3 separate regions of the Mus musculus genome follow, and regions 2 and 3 are each linked to region 1. Evidence: chromatin loops called from intact Hi-C (ENCODE). Cell type or tissue: heart. All regions are shown on one strand.

Region 1 (5,000 bases):
CCCAGTGCTGGGATTAAAGGCGTGCGCCACCAAGTGCCTGGCTCTTTCCAAGAATTTCTAAGGGTGGGAGCTGGAGAGATGGCTCAGCAGTCATTCTTAAAGTTTCCATCCCTAGCACCCACCTCAGGTTTATAAACCACCATAACCCCAGCTCCAAAGGATCTATCACATTTTTCTGGCCTTCTTAGACCCCATGTACACATGCTTTACTTACGGGGAAAAATTTTTTTTAAAGAATTTTAAGGGTGCTGATTGTAACGATGCATTCCTTTAATCACAACTCTAGAGAGCCAGAGTCAGGCAGATCAATGAGTTCAAGGTCAGCCTGGTCTAAAGAGCAATTTGAAAGCCAGCCATGACTACATAATCGGACTTTGTCTCAAAATACTAATAACAATGCTATTGGTTTTGGTTGGGAGTTTGTTTGTTTGTTTTTGTTTGTGGTAGAATCTTATGTAGCCCAAACTGGTCATAAACTCACTATGGAGTGGAAGGTGGCCCCGAACTTCTGGTCCTCCTGCTTCCAGCTCCCAAATGCTGGTAAGCAAACTTAATTTTATCTGTGCAAATCAATTTCTGCAGCATTTCTCTTTTTTTTTTTTTTTTTTTTTTTTTTTTTTTGGGTTTTCGAGACAGGGTTTCTCTGTGTAGCCCTGGCTGTCCTGGAACTCACTCTGTAGACCAGGCTGGCCTCGAACTCAGAAATCCGCCTGTCTCTGCCTCCCATGTGCTGGGATTAAAGACGTGCACCACCACTGCCCGGCTACAGCATTTCTCTTAACCTATGGCCCATATTCAGGAGCCCCTCATCTGCCCTCTGTCACCTAGTAGGTAATACGGAGTCTATAAAAACATCCATTATCAATCACTGTAGTGCAATGTCAGCTTTCAAAGATAAGTAGGGTGATACCCCCAACAACAACGATAAAATTAGGTAAGATTCCCGAAATCCCAGTTTTCCCTCCCTCCACACACACAAGGTATGAACTGAGATATAGAGAAGAAAACGGGGTGAGAATCTCTCTTCTCTCTCTCTCCCTCCCTCTTTCCTCTTCTCTCCTCTCCCCTCCCTTCTCTCCTTATGTTTGTTGACACCTTTCCTCTCTTCTCTTCTCTCTCTCTCCCTCCCTCCCTCTTTCCTCTTCTCTCCTCTCCCTTCCCTTCTCTCCTTATGTTTGTTGACACCTTTCCTCTCTTCTCTCTTCTCTTCTCTCTCCCTCCCTCCCTCCCTCTTTCCTCTTCTCTCCTCTCCCTTCCCTTCTCTCCTTATGTTTGTTGACACCTTTCCTCTCTTCTCTCTTCTCTTCTCTCTCCCTCCCTCCCTCCCTCTTTCCTCTTCTCTCCTCTCCCCTCCCTTCTCTCCTTATGTTTGTTGACACCTTTCCTCTCTTCTCTCTCTTCTCTTCTCTCTCCCTCCCTCCCTCTTTCCTCTTCTCTCCCTCCTCTCCTTATGTTTGCTGACACCTTTCCTCTCTTCTCTCTCTTCTCTTCTCTCTCCCTCCCTCCCTCCCTCCCTCCCTCTTTCCTCTTCTCTCCTCTCCCCTCCCTCCTCTCCTTATGTTTCATCCCAGCAGTTGGGAGGAGCAGAGGCAGATGAATCAGCCTGGTCTAAAGAGCGAGTTCCTGGACAGCCGGTGCTACAAGGAGAAACCCTGTCTCCAAAACAAACAAACAAACAAACCCACCCCTGGGGGTGAACCTGCTGGCAAGGTCTCTCCCTTATTAGTACCAAATCACTGGGATCTCAGATAAGTAAGTCACCTAGGAGATCCCCGGGCTGCCAACCCCTCCAGGACTCCCCTCTATGTATCCCTCCCCGGGGAGGTTCACGAATGGCGGTCGGAATCTACTGTCCGCGATTGAACCTGAGGAAAAAAAGCCCAGACAAGCGTGGCCAGAGTGATTAAAAAGGAAGTGATCCCATACCGGAAGCCTGGGACCCGCCGAGCATGGCTTGCGGGAGGGGAGAGGGTGGGGCCCGTGCTTGTGAACCCGGATCGGTGGTAACCACAGGACCCGACTCCATTATTTTGGTGAGAAAATGTGAGCCGAGCTGGTTGCCCTAGCTAAGAATCCACCGTCCATGGTTCCTGGGTTTTGCAGCCTAATTACGGAGAGCGTGGACTGGACGTCAGCACTACTTAGATATGGCGGCGTCGGTCTCACCAAAGTTTCTGCGCATGTGCGCCGACTCAGAAGCCTAGCTAGTACTTCAGAGGTCCGCCAGAAGACGGGCGTGGCGCTGTTTCTAAAAGTGCGCATGCTTTACCCGGCTCAAAGGGCGCCTCTCATCCTAGCGCTTGATTGGTTGGTGAGCACGCTGTTTTCATCTGCGCGTGCGTCTCTACCTCTGACCCGGAAGTTTTCGCTTTGCATAAAAGCGCTAGTCCGCTGCGCGCGGCCTCTTCCTGTCTGTATCAGGGCGGCGCGTGGTCCACGCCGAGCGACTGAGAAGCCCAGTCTGCGCCCTCAGGTGAGGCTGCGGAGGGACACGGAGTTCAGAAGAGGTGACCATGAGTGTTCTAAGGCACATCTGGGGGGCCGGAGGCCGAACCTGAAGCCTGGGCGTGACCGCTTGGATCTCACCGTTTCTCTGCGAAAAAGGGTGCCTAGGGAAACTCGGCACGGGCCGAGTTAGTCTTCGCCTCTTGTTTGCACTGTTTTGACTTCATACTTTGCACACACGGGACTCCAGGGAAATCACTTGGGTCATATACCATAAACATAAATCTAGGTTTGCTTAGTTTTGTGATGACTCTTTTGCTCAGTACACGTTCTAAGTGCACAACGGAAATCTGATGGGAGCTGATGAGTATACGGCTTCATGAACCATCATACTGTGGTCCATGTACCAGCTGATTAGCGGGGTGACTGCCGAGTTACTTTAGAATCCTGAGTGGTTTTCCTGGGTTTGGAGAGCTGTTCAAAGCTTTCTGGGTCTCCCCTTCATGTCCCAGTTTGCCACAAAGTGAGAGTTCGTCTGAAGAGTTTGGGGTCAGAGTGACTGCTCCAGCATGTCTAGGCAGTAACGGTTTCTTGCCATTCTCCTGTCCCCAGGATGACTGAGTGGGAAGCAGCCACACCAGCGGTGGCAGAGACCCCTGACATCAAGCTCTTTGGGAAATGGAGCACTGATGACGTGCAGATCAACGATATTTCTCTGCAGGTAAAAGGAACTTAATGATTGTTCTTTGTGATGATTTTTTTAATTGAGACCAGGTGTGGATGAGCTTCTAGTTCAGAAAAGGGCATAAAACAACCAGTGGATGTACAAGACAGGTAGAAGAGCAATAACTGGACAGCTACACCCACGCCTAATACAAACTGGCACTAAAAGATGTTAGAGTGTGGTTTTTATCCCGTATTTTTCTAATCGTGTGTCTCTTGAGACAGAGTCAGGGTCTTGCTGTGTAGCCCTTGCTGGCTGCCTGGAGCTCTTTGAGATCTTGCCTCTGTCTCCCATGTGCCACTACACCTGACTTGATGTCCCCTTTCGTTTGTATATTCAGTTAGTGGGTATCAATTGAAAAGATGGCTTTAGTCAACTGAACCATGTTGGCACCCTTGTCAAAAGCAGTTGGTAAGCTGCTATCAGCCTACAGCAAGAGGAATTTGAGTATGAGACCAGTTGGTGCTATGAATGTTCCCTGCTGCCCTCCCCTGAAAAATGTCAGTTGGCTATGGGTACTGTTATGGCTAAGTTAGTATGGGAGCTATTTGCTTTGCCCTCATAACCCATTTTGAGGTAATCTCATATAGCTGAGACTGGCCTGAAACCCTGTCTAGTGGAAAAAGCTAATATCTGCATTCTGTCCCGAGTGCTGGGATTGAAGGTATATATCACCATTCCAAGTTTATCCCACTACTTGACATTGAACCCAGGGCTTTTTACAAAGCAAGCACCCTACCAACTCAGCTATATCTTTCGGCCCAGTTGTCTATTTTGTTCAAAGGAATTAAAGTATGTCTACTGTCTGTAAAGATACCACAGAATGAGCTTGTAAGGTGGTTCAGCCTATAAAGACAGTTACCACAAAGCCTGACAATATAAGTTTAATCCTTTGAATCCAAGGTAGAAGAATAGAACTGACAGCTGCAAATTGTCCCCTGACTTGCGTACATGCCCAAAATAGAAGGGAAAAAGAAACAGCAGGACCTAGGCATTAATCTAAAAGATTTTCAGTCTTGTCTAGTGAGTGTTTAGTTTACTTTGTGAGTTTATTTGGGGAGGTCTGCAATCCTTTTTGTGTTAGCGATTAGAGCCAGGGCTTTTTCACATGCTAGGCCAACACACATTGTTACTGAGACACAGTGTGTACACACTTCGAACTTCTTAGGCAACAGGTAGGTTAATAAATGTGGTTTTGTCTCACAGGTGGTCCAGAATAATCTGTCAAGTGCTGGTGTGCTGCCAAGTGTCCTTAAACTACACAGGACAGCCCTCCCTTCTTTGAGGAGTCCCAAGTGTCCTTAGCATCTTGAATCAATGGTGTGTGCATTTAAGCCCAGCACTCTGGCAGATCTCTAAGTATAGGACCACACTGTACTACATAGTGAATTCCAGGGCTACATGGGAGACTCTTTAAAAAATATCCATACTGAGCCGGGTGTGGTGGCGCACGCCTTTAATCCCAGCACTTGGGAGGCAGAGGCAGGAGGATTTCTGAGTTCGAGGCCAGCCTGGTCTACAGAGTGAGTTCCAGGACAGCCAGGACTACACAGAGAAACCCTGTCTTGAAAAAACAAACAAACAAAATATATCCATAGTAACATTTTTTTAAAATAATGTAGTTATTTTTATGTGTAGTGATGTTCTGTCTGTGAGGTTGTCAAATCTGCTGAAGTTACAGACAGTTGTGAGTTGCCGTGGGGGTTCTTGGAATAGAAGTTGAGTTCTTTGGAAGAGCAGTCAAAACTCTGAGCCATCTCTGCGGCCCCCCAAGCCCCAGACAGGGTTTCTCTGTAGTGTTGGTTGTCCTGTAACTGTGGAACAGGCTGGC
Region 2 (5,000 bases), 110 kb after region 1:
GAGCCTGCACCTGAGCGTGCTCAGAGCCTTTTGTATTAAGCACAATCATCTTCACTCGAGCCTGGAATTTGGGTCCCATTGTCACTAGTCATAAGCTCACAGCCTTGGTAAATTAGTGTCCAAATTTCTTTATTACAGGGGGACAGGATGCACTGAGTTGGGGTGGGGTGTTTTCAGTCCCTGCGAAGGTTCTTGAGCCTCTCTTCCAGGTCTGCATCAGCATCAGCCAGGGCTGAGGCTGTGGCCTCTGCTTTCTTCCCACCAGCTGCCACACTGAGTGAGCCTCCAGTGGAGGGAAGGTCTGCAGAGAGAGTTGAGGGTCAAGGGCTGTGCTTTGTGTTGTGGCTGAGCTTTGGGTGGGAAAATAGGTGGATTTGGAACACTCACTTGACAGCTCATCTGTGAGGCTCAGTCCCAGCTCATCCAGGACCTGGGACACAACAGCATCACTAGGAAAGAAAAAGAACTCATCAGGACTACGAATGGGTAAGGGTCCTGGTAAATATCCCTGCCTTCCTGTCAAAGTCTCACACCTCTCCTCTTCATCTTCCTCATCACCCATGGCATCATCAATTGCGTCATTCATCATTTCTTCCTTCATGTCCATGATCTCTGCCTGCCGTTCAAACTCCATCATGATCTTCTGGATCTGGGGTAATTTCAGCTGGAAGAAGGCAGGGAGGGTAAGTGACCTGCTTGAAGGTCAATGGGGATGGGAAAGTGGATTGGGAGGGACAAACCTGTCTGTTCATAGTGCCCATGGCCTTAGTAACACCCTTCATGGCTTGTGCCATTGAGTTGTTGGATTTTAGAGTCTGTATCTTGAGGGACACAGCTTGGATGTTGGCCCGCATCAACACAAACTTGCGTACATATCTCCGGGTACGCACCAGGTCTTTTGCCATGATTCGAACAGCATCCTGCCGAGTGGGCAAGAGAAGGATGACGCTGTGAGGTTATACTTAAGGTCACTTGCCCCTCCAAAATCTCACCCCTCTCTTAGGGATATCACTCCTCAGCCCATATATAGCCCAAAGTAGCCTCCTACTGACAATTCTGCCTCAAACCTCCCTTAATGAGGGGACTATAGGCATTGGCTACTAACCTAAGTATAGGAATGTGTATATAAAAGGCCTAGGCTCAGTACCTATTTCCTTCAATGTACAGAGTCACCTCCAGGATATCCACAACCTTTTTATTCAATTTGCACTCCTAGACTGTATCAAGAATCTGTCTTGGGAGCCGGGCAGTGGTGGCACACGCCTTTAATCCCAGCACTTGGGAGGCAGAGGCAAGTGGATTTCTGAGTTCGAGGCCAACCTGGTCTACAGATGAGTGCCAGGACAGCCAGGGTTACATAGAGAAACCCTGTCTCCCCCCCCCCCCCCAAAAAGAATCTGTCTTTGGCCAGGGATATGACTGAGGTAGGGCCCTGCCCCATATTTACAAAATCCTGGAGTCCCTGGCAGTGAATTAAAAAAAGACGTTCATCCAGGTTGTATCTAGAACCACATACAAATCCATTCAAGGTGCAGCTTCTATTCCCTACCTAAATGTTGCTGGCACAGCCCCAGGAAATAACCACCTCTGAGCAATTGTTCTTGTCCTTACTCCCATCCTTAACTCTTGCCTATTCATCACAGCTCACACTGCAACCTACATTTCTGTGTGTCTGGTCCACCTCTACTCCTTAGCTCTCTTGGTCTCCCAGTTTGCTACTTGACTTGGCAACATTTGGCTGTCGTGATGGCTAGCTTTCTGGAAGCTCACTTGTACTATCTGTGAAGAGGTCCTCCCTGACACCCCAAATTGGGAAATTACTGTTAACCCTTCATGATAGTTTGCTCAAAGCACTGTTTCACTGTTATCCTTAAAACAATGACTGAGACGGCACCTTGCTTCGTGTCCCATATCACTTGACACTTACCATCTGGCCTTGCTTTGCCATCTTTTTGATGTCCGCAATGATTTTCTTTTCCTGGGTTTCTAGTTTCTGTCGTTCCCTGTCCAGTTCTCTCATGGCTCGGTTCAGGGCCCTCTGGTTTTGCCGAAGTAGTTCCTCTGGCGTCTTCCGGCGCCCAAACAACAGGTCCATGGTGGTAAGACTCCACCAGCAGGTCTGGGACAACCGTCAGAACTAGCTGTAGAGTGCAGGGCCCAGGGCAGCAAAAGACAGAAAGGGTCACATAAGTAGATAGGGTGTAGAAACTGGAGGTACGCTTGAGTAGTCAAAAAGGATTAGCCGGTGAGAACTAGTTATACATTTCTGACTCAAGCACACCCACTCTACTCTCTGCTCTGCTTCCACAGACGATGGGGCAAGCCTGTTTCTGACTTAAGGGTGTGGTTCTGAACTGTTCCAGGGACCCAGACCTGAGTAGGCACATCAAGGTGATTGAGTACTGAGGAGGGGGTAGTTGTGAGGCCCCTCGACAAGGGAGGATAGAATGGAGTAGGTTCTGAAATGTGAAGTTGGGCCCTAAGGTGGGGTAATGGGCATGAATGCCAAGGAAACCAGGCTCGCGGGCGTAGGAGTGACGTTCTCAGGCTCAGGACGTGACAGACACTGAACAGGTCTTGGAGATGTTGAGCCTGCGTACCGAGGGCAGGAAGAGGTGAAGACCTCGATGTGGGTAGGGACAGGCGGACCGCGCGGCATCCGATGCCTCGGCCCAAAGCCCCCTCCTACGCTGCCTACCAAACGGGACCTGCGGCTCAGCAGAGACCACTCACCGGAGCCGAGAGAACGATGGGTTTCCGCTTCCGGGTCACGCCTCTACCCCTCCGAAGCCTTGAGACTCCACCAACGACAACCCCTCGGTTCGGTAGCCCCTGCTGCGGCCGCCGTTTCCGGATTAAGCGACCTGACGTCACACGACCCACCCTCTCCGGGAATGCTGGGAAGTGCTAGGACGCACGCGCACAGCCAGCCACAGAAGCGCATGCGCAAAGGGCCACGCACCTCAGCAGAAGGTACAGGTCCCACCCAAGCCAGCCTCACAGGCCCATGGCGGGAGCACAGCTCGACTGGCTATTCATTCTGGAAGGCCCATACTCCACCCACTTTTGGGCAGTTAATAAATGGCATTTTAGCAAGTGCTTGGCTCGAACCAAATTAGGCCCACACATGGCATAAAGGGGCAAGCCTGGAAATGACTTGTAGGCTCCCTTATGTTGGTGTAAGGTCCAGGAGCTGAAATTAGCCGATTCTTCCATTGCTTGCACCTCATCCCAGTGAGTGGTCCCACCCAATCCACGGCCACATTTATCTTCATTATAGACGCTGGTGGACCTCACTTGTACCTCCCACCCCACAGAAGGAAGAGGCAGAGGCCATGCAGTAACATTCCCCTTTAATAGCCTGGTGGGACCTCCAGTGGTGGTGGGGTGGGTTGCTTGGGCCTAGCGACCCAGGCCCATTGCCCACTTACCCCACAGTCAAGAGTGGGGAGTTGGACAGCACCCAGCGGGAGGGGGGGGGCGCTAAACAAGCCAATTCATTTCCCATCGCTGAGCAGGTCGGGGGGGAGGCAGCACCGACCATAATCACGTGGTGGTCAAAAAAAAAATAACTAGGGGCAGGTGACAGGGAAGAGAGGCAAGGCCAAGGCAGGGGCCAAGGCTACCCCACACACCTTACCCGGGCCCCCAATAAATATTTGCAGGGGATGCCTGGGCCGGTAACCCTGGCAGGGATGGGTAATTGCTAACCCTATTTCAGGCAGCGCTCGAAGTAGGTGGACCCGATGTAACCACCTCTCATGGAGCGCTGCACATTTTGTTCAAACAGCCGCCGGTTGTTCTGCAGGACCTCAGCAGCCTCCTTGTTCAGTGGGTCCTCAGGGTTCGGCTCCTGTGGCCGGTACAAGTGGAAGTCAACAGGCAAGAGAGAGGCAGATGGCCAACAAACCCTCAGCTTCAAATGCCTAACCCTACTTACCAAGAAGAGATACTGCAGGCCATAAATTATGGAGTTTATCGTAAGGACTGGCTTCCAGTCCTCTCTGTGGGCAGAGAGCATCAAGGTTATCAGGGGCTGGTGAGTGGGAGGCTGCTACAGGCCCTGCTAATACTGAACAGGTTAGGCCCATAGAAGGCCTTTTAACATTGAAGTGTGAGATCTAAGAGTGAAGATACGGGACAGGGCAGGACACAGAGAAAGCCAAGGTCAGGTCATTAGAAAAACAACTAAGACAGAAACAGATTGACCATAAAGGGGAGGGAAGGACAGAGATAGATGCAGTGTCCACAGAAGGCTGAGGATACCTGGAAGGCAGGTCTTGGGAGGGAAAGGAAGGCAGTGCCCTCACCTGAGGATGTTGAGGCAGACGTTGCCCTCGAGGTCAATGTTGGGATGATAAACCATTGTTTCACACTTCACCTTGGGAGGGTCATGTGGGTAACCCTGTCCCACCTGGCTCCAGAAAAAGAGAAAGGAGATGGGAAGGTGTAAAAAGAGAAAGGAGATGGGAAGGTGTTTTGGTTGTACCCAGTCTTCTCCACAGAGCTACCTTTGTACACTTGAGACTCACCTTAAAGCTGAATACAAACTTGCCACTTTTGTAGAAGCCCTGGAAGAGGAAGGGGGAGAGTGAATGAAGACCCTACTCTTATGGGGCCACCCCTGGTCTGTTCTTGGGAATCCTGCCCTGTTTTACTCTTACTTCATCAGGACAGATCACCAGCTTGAAGTTGAGGAGGTCGTCTGGGTCTGAGAAGCTGATGTCACACGTCTTGGGCAGGTTCAGCTCGTTAATGTCTAGGTTTGGACAGCATGGAAAGGGAGAGAAACAGGTAAAAGAAAGGAGGTCTGGGCATGTGTCAGCAGAACCCATAAGTTCGCTTTCTAGACCTGAAGAGCTTTGTGTGGTGTACTTTAACTCAGTCTGTACTACTCCATATTCTTTCCACTTTCCAGTCTCTACGTGGACTCTTCTGGATACACAGTATCCCATATACAAGCATCTTCAAGTATAACTGCCCATCTCTTGGGAAAACCC
Region 3 (5,000 bases), 56 kb after region 1:
ATGAGAAATATATATATATATATATATATATATATATATATATATATTCTGTTTTCTGCTCAGTTCTCTGCTGCTTCTCACCTGAAATACAACCACCTTCTGAGTTTTTCCCTCCCAATAAATCTCTTGTCTGAGGTTTGTTGTATATTGTGACTTTGTGGTATTTCCTGGCTCCCAACTTCCAGGATACCTTTCCTTTCAGAGCTGTAACACTGCCACTGGGGAAGGCTTCTCCCCTTCCTCCCCAGAGCTGGAACATTTACAAGAAGATGGGTGACTGAAGAATCTCAAACCTAATTAACTTTTTTTTGTTTGTTTTGTTTTGTTTTTCGAGACAGGGTTTCTCTGTGTAGCCCTGGCTGTCCTGGAACTCACTCTGTAGACCAGGCTAGCCTCAAACTCAGAAATCTGCCTGCCTCTGCCTCCTGAGTGCCCTAATCAACTTTTTACCTTAAAATTTATCATTTCTAAGATCACACATGGGCTGGAGAGATGGCTCAGTGGTTAAGAACACTGACTGCTCTTCCAAAGGTCCTGAGTTCAAATCCCAGCAACCACATGGTGGCTAACAACCATCTGAAATGAAATCTGATGCCCTCTTCTGGAGTGTCTGAAGACAGTAACAGTATAGTTACATATAATAAATAAATATTTAAAAAAAAAAAAAAGATCACACACAGTTAGGCAAGAACGACTGGTGACCAAAATGTCTCCCCAATCCAAGAGGAAACTTGAACACCCCAGTACCATAGACCTAGCTATCTGTTATAAATTTTATTTTGTTACCCTAAGAGCTAGGTCAGTAGGTCACCACAGGCCCTCTACTTTAAGACAGCTGAGAGGCTAACCTGGGGGAACTTAGATCCTGCCTCAAAAGATAAAATGTTTCATGGTTACATTGGCCAACCTAATATAACCATTATAATTAAGGACTGAGTTGGGGCTAGCTCAATGATAGTTTACCTATTAAATATGTGGTCTTAGATTTAATGGCCTGAACAAGGGAGAAATAAAGATGGTAATGGTCATGTCAAGCCCAGGGGTAAGATGTATACCATCACAAGACTCAACCAGGTCTATCCTGTGGCACATAGAAGGCTTAGAAACCAGCCTAGCAGGGAGGTGAGCACTAGAACAAAGGTGTTTCCAAGAGAGCTTTCTGGGAACCCCCTTAGGCCCCCTTAGCGCTTCTCCTCAATAGGTAGGTGGTGAGAGTTGTGTCCAGAGAATCTGTAAAAGACAAATTCTACCGACAGAACTGCTCAGGAGTTTTGGATGTAGAGAACCGCTGCTCTCTACAGTAGCTGCCAAGGAGAAGGTTCCTGGGTAGCAGAAGAAACCCAAGTAGGCAGATCGAGTTCAGGATTGAATGGTTTATATCACAGTCCAGCCACTTGATATGTGGAAATAAAACTAAGCCCATCTGCAATTAAGCTAAAAAGCCTCTAACTGTCGGATATGGGGGCCCATGCCTTTAATCTCAGCGAATGGGAGAAAGACTGGCAGAACTATTGAGTGAGCTCCAGGCTAGCTAGTAGGGTCTACAGAGTGAGTTCCAGGACAGCCAAGGACTTTTATTCTTTAAAGGCCCCATTCCCCCACAAACAAACAAAATGCCATCAACTGCCCATTGGGAGAAAAAAAATAAATATAAGTCATCTTGTCTAACTACATCCTCCTAAGTAAGGGTTGAGTATACCTCGTAATTTTAATCAGAAACCTCCGTCCTTATTTTCAGTAATGTTATCTGAAGACTATTAGTGAGGGTTGGTAATTACATGGTTACCTCCTCTGAGCACTTGTTCACCTGTAGGCCTACTGTCTCCACAATATCCAGGGAGCTTAACGGAGATCCGATGGAGGCCATACTGAGTTTTTCTCGCCCACCACCGCCTTTCACCTGGATTCCCAACGGGATTGTCTAGAACAGTCTGGACTCAAGAGGCCAAGGAGCCTCCACCTAGGCCTTCTCCGAGGCAGGGGGACCCTTACAGCTTAACTCAGAGAACAGCAAGAGGCCCTAAGTTGTGCGCTAGCTGTTACCTAGGAGACACAAGGAGCGAGAGTCCTTCCGGGAGCGCTAGCTCTGATTGGTCAGGATGCCTCTCTGGCCAATAGAAACCAGGTCCGTTGCGCACATGCGTAAGGAGGCTAACCCACAGTCGGCTCCGTCCTACGTGAGTCCTACGGCTGCGGTTGCAAGAGAAGAACGGCTGCCAAGTCAGGAGTGGGAACCCCCCCCGGAACTCTGCAGCAACGCGACCCCAAGGAGAGGAGCGAAGAGTCTCGCGCGTGAGAGGCCTTGGAAGCGTGCTGTCGTTCTTGCTGAGGCTCACGGGAGACGTAGTCCGAGCGAAGGGGGCCGATCCGGCGGAGCAGATGCAGGATTGGCCGGGCTGGTAGGGCAACGCGCGAGGCGGGGCGTTCTCTGAGTGGCAGTGGGACGTGCTCGGTGTCACTTCCTGGAAGTGCCCCAACCTCCTGGGGCTCTCCCACGCGTCAGAGGTGAGCTCACTCCTAGCTGGGCGGGCGCAGCTTCATAATCCGGCTCCTCGGATCACCGAGAGCACCTCCCAGCCGTCGGACCCACCCCTTTCCTGTGTCAGAGCCTGACACCCCAACTCTTGAGTTTCTCCAGAGCAGGACGGATGTCCCAAGAGAGCCGATTTAAAACCAGAATCTTAAGAGCTGGGACACAGGTTCCAGTTTACAACTCCACACAAAACGGGGCTGTTTGATTTTGGCTTTTGTTTCAGGGTTTCACATGCGTAGTAAGCTGAGGCAGTATGAGGCATCCACAATTCAGCTGCGATCAGCGAGCTGTGCCTCCCAACCCATAATAAGCTCCTGAGAATGCACCCAGGCTTTCAGCTCTGCCCCAGGTCTTGTACCTGTGTCTCAGAGCCAACTCTTCAGCTAGCACAGTGGTCTGCCTCCTGTCTGAAGCCTCAGGGCTCCAGGTCACCCAGGATGATGGTCCCACCCCCCTTCCCTCCGTGTCCTGCTTGACCCTTTGTCTACTGGATGAGCCACTTTCATCTCCCAGGAGCCCTGTGTTGTACCCAAATGTTTGAGCCCGTCATTTGCAGTTTTCTAGAAGGTCCCTGGACATTCCACCCAGTCATTTATCTTCAAAACAAAATACAGCTGCTCAACTGCTGTGGGGCTGCACCTCCCATGACCTTCTTTGAAGTTCTCCTGGCCTCAGGGTTCTCTTTTCCGGCTTCTAGGAGGGGTCTGGTGTGTGTCTTCTGACCTTAGATGACATTCTTCCTTTTCTGTAGGTCCCTCTGTCACCTCCAAAAAGACCCTTCAAAACAAGAATGCCATCTCCTCGGGGTACCCCACACCTATCCCTCAGAGACTCCAGGACCACCCTTGAGGAGCCTGAGGCTGCACGACTCCGTTTCCGGGGTTTCTGCTATGAGGAGGTTGAGGGACCCCGAGAGGCACTGGCCCAGCTTCGAGAGTTGTGTCACCAGTGGCTACAGCCTGAGTCATCCTCCAAAGAACACATAATAGAGTTGCTGATTTTGGAACAGTTCCTGGGTGTGTTGCCCCCTGAGATCCAGGCCTGGGTTCGAGGGCAGCGACCAGGAAGCCCCGAGGAGGCCGCAGTTCTTGTTGAGGGGCTGCAGCATGATCCTGGGCAGCTGCTGGGCTGGGTGAGTGAAATGACATTAGCTTCTTAGAAGGACAGATCGAAGGGAGAGCCCCTGTGACATGATTCTCTTCAGATCACAGCCCACATCCTGAAGCCAAAGATGCTTCCTCTAGTCCAGAAGGAGTCCTCAGGGAGTCACCACATCTCAGCAGCAACGGAGTCCTCCAAGGCAGGCCTTGCGGAGGCACCGCTGAAGGCCGGGATAGATCGATCTACCCAGATCAGTTGCAGTGTGAAGGAGGAAGTCAGTGCTGATGGGCAGGAGATGGGTGAGGGAATGCAACATGTGAACTTCAAATCCCTGGGGTGGGGATGGGGGTAGGGGTGAGGTCAGAGCACGGTGTCAGGGCTGCAGCTCCTAAACTGAGTCTGACAATCCCAGCTGAGATAGGGACTCTGGAGAGACCATAAAGCTGGATCCCTGAGAAGAATGGGGTCACTTCCCCCATGTCACATGGCAGAGGCAGGCCAAAGGTCAATGCAGTGACAACTGCCTCTCTTCCTCAGTATCTCCAAGTGCCCTCCTTTCAACCCAGGATTCCGAGGGACATCTTGAACATCAGGAAACGGTCTCCATATCCTTCCAAACAGGAAGGATCCAGGTAAACAGCCTCTCGCAGGAACTGCAGGCCATGTGTGGGGGAGGGGATTACCCCTGGTGGCTGTGTTCTGCCCTGTAGTTTTGTAGGATCCCCTGCCAGTGACTCATGCGCTTTTTACTGCTTCTGAGTAGTAAATACCTTCCCTCCCACCAAGTCCTAAGAGCTGAAGAATAGACCGGTAGAATCGAACTAGAAAGGATTTAGGCCCCAGGTCCAGGGTGTCTAGAACTGGCGGGCATGGCTTCCTCACTTCCAGAGAAGTCAGTTACTGGAAAGGTTTGTGGTATGAGCCAGCTGTTATGTGTACGGTTGGAGAGGTGTCCTGCAGTCCTGAGGTCAGATCAAGATACTCTTCCCGAACATTCCTCGAATCCCTTCTACTGCTCTTCTCAGTGTACAGTGGCATGGAACCTGAGCTTACCCCACTACCCGAGTGTATATAGTTAACGTGGAGGGGGTAGGGATCTGTGCTCTCCAGGTTCCTTCTGCTTCCGAGCCCCTCCCTTCCCCAGTAGGATGCCTAGTTAGGGTGTGCTTCAAGGTTAAGAATCCCTTCTCTGACCCCTCTCTGGTGTCTTCCTCCATTCCAGACAGTAGTACCAACTCTCGATGTAACTATGGCTGCCACCTCCCTTTCTCCAGATTTGCTTTGGCTTGTCCTTCGAGGTTTTTTTCTCAACCTATCAAAGACCTATATGGCAGATTTCAGGGCAAGGAATTTTTTTCCTTGGTAA

Evidence for each region. Hi-C counts contacts between places; a loop is a spot of excess contacts. Peaks named below come from ENCODE experiments on the same cell type or tissue, not always from the same donor. Only the 100,000 strongest peaks of a DNase experiment are listed, where the experiment ranks them.
Region 2: it touches region 1 in a loop (2.2-fold over the local background); 16 of 42 quality-filtered maps call a loop at or near these places.
Region 3: it touches region 1 in a loop (7-fold over the local background); 15 of 42 quality-filtered maps call a loop at or near these places.

Annotation. Positions count from the first base shown.
Region 1 is chr7:12,919,916-12,924,915 of GRCm38, forward strand. It overlaps Rps5 (ribosomal protein S5), which reads left to right and starts at 2,396. Exons shown (of 6, transcript NM_009095.2): 1 at 2,396-2,473; 2 at 3,058-3,166. The coding sequence starts at 3,059. In heart, a CTCF peak has its summit at 2,238; a DNase peak (open chromatin) is centred at 2,246; H3K4me3 peaks cover 2,880 bases; H3K27ac peaks cover 2,113 bases.
Region 2 is chr7:13,031,902-13,036,901 of GRCm38, forward strand. It overlaps Chmp2a (charged multivesicular body protein 2A), which reads right to left and starts at 2,876. Exons shown (of 6, transcript NM_026885.3): 1 at 2,734-2,876; 2 at 1,928-2,141; 3 at 741-920; 4 at 534-664; 5 at 388-449; 6 at 105-301. The coding sequence starts at 2,095. The coding sequence ends at 174. It overlaps Ube2m (ubiquitin-conjugating enzyme E2M), which reads right to left. Exons shown (of 6, transcript NM_145578.3): 2 at 4,665-4,759; 3 at 4,533-4,571; 4 at 4,311-4,414; 5 at 3,941-4,004; 6 at 3,219-3,853. The coding sequence ends at 3,713. In heart, no CTCF peak of the experiment used is centred here; a DNase peak (open chromatin) is centred at 2,870; H3K4me3 peaks cover 3,204 bases; H3K27ac peaks cover 2,581 bases.
Region 3 is chr7:12,975,714-12,980,713 of GRCm38, forward strand. It overlaps Zfp446 (zinc finger protein 446), which reads left to right and starts at 2,135. Exons shown (of 6, transcript NM_175558.4): 1 at 2,135-2,399; 2 at 3,285-3,665; 3 at 3,738-3,933; 4 at 4,172-4,266. The coding sequence starts at 2,139. In heart, no CTCF peak of the experiment used is centred here; DNase peaks (open chromatin) are centred at 2,138, 2,458, 3,598 and 3,818; H3K4me3 peaks cover 2,321 bases; H3K27ac peaks cover 2,796 bases.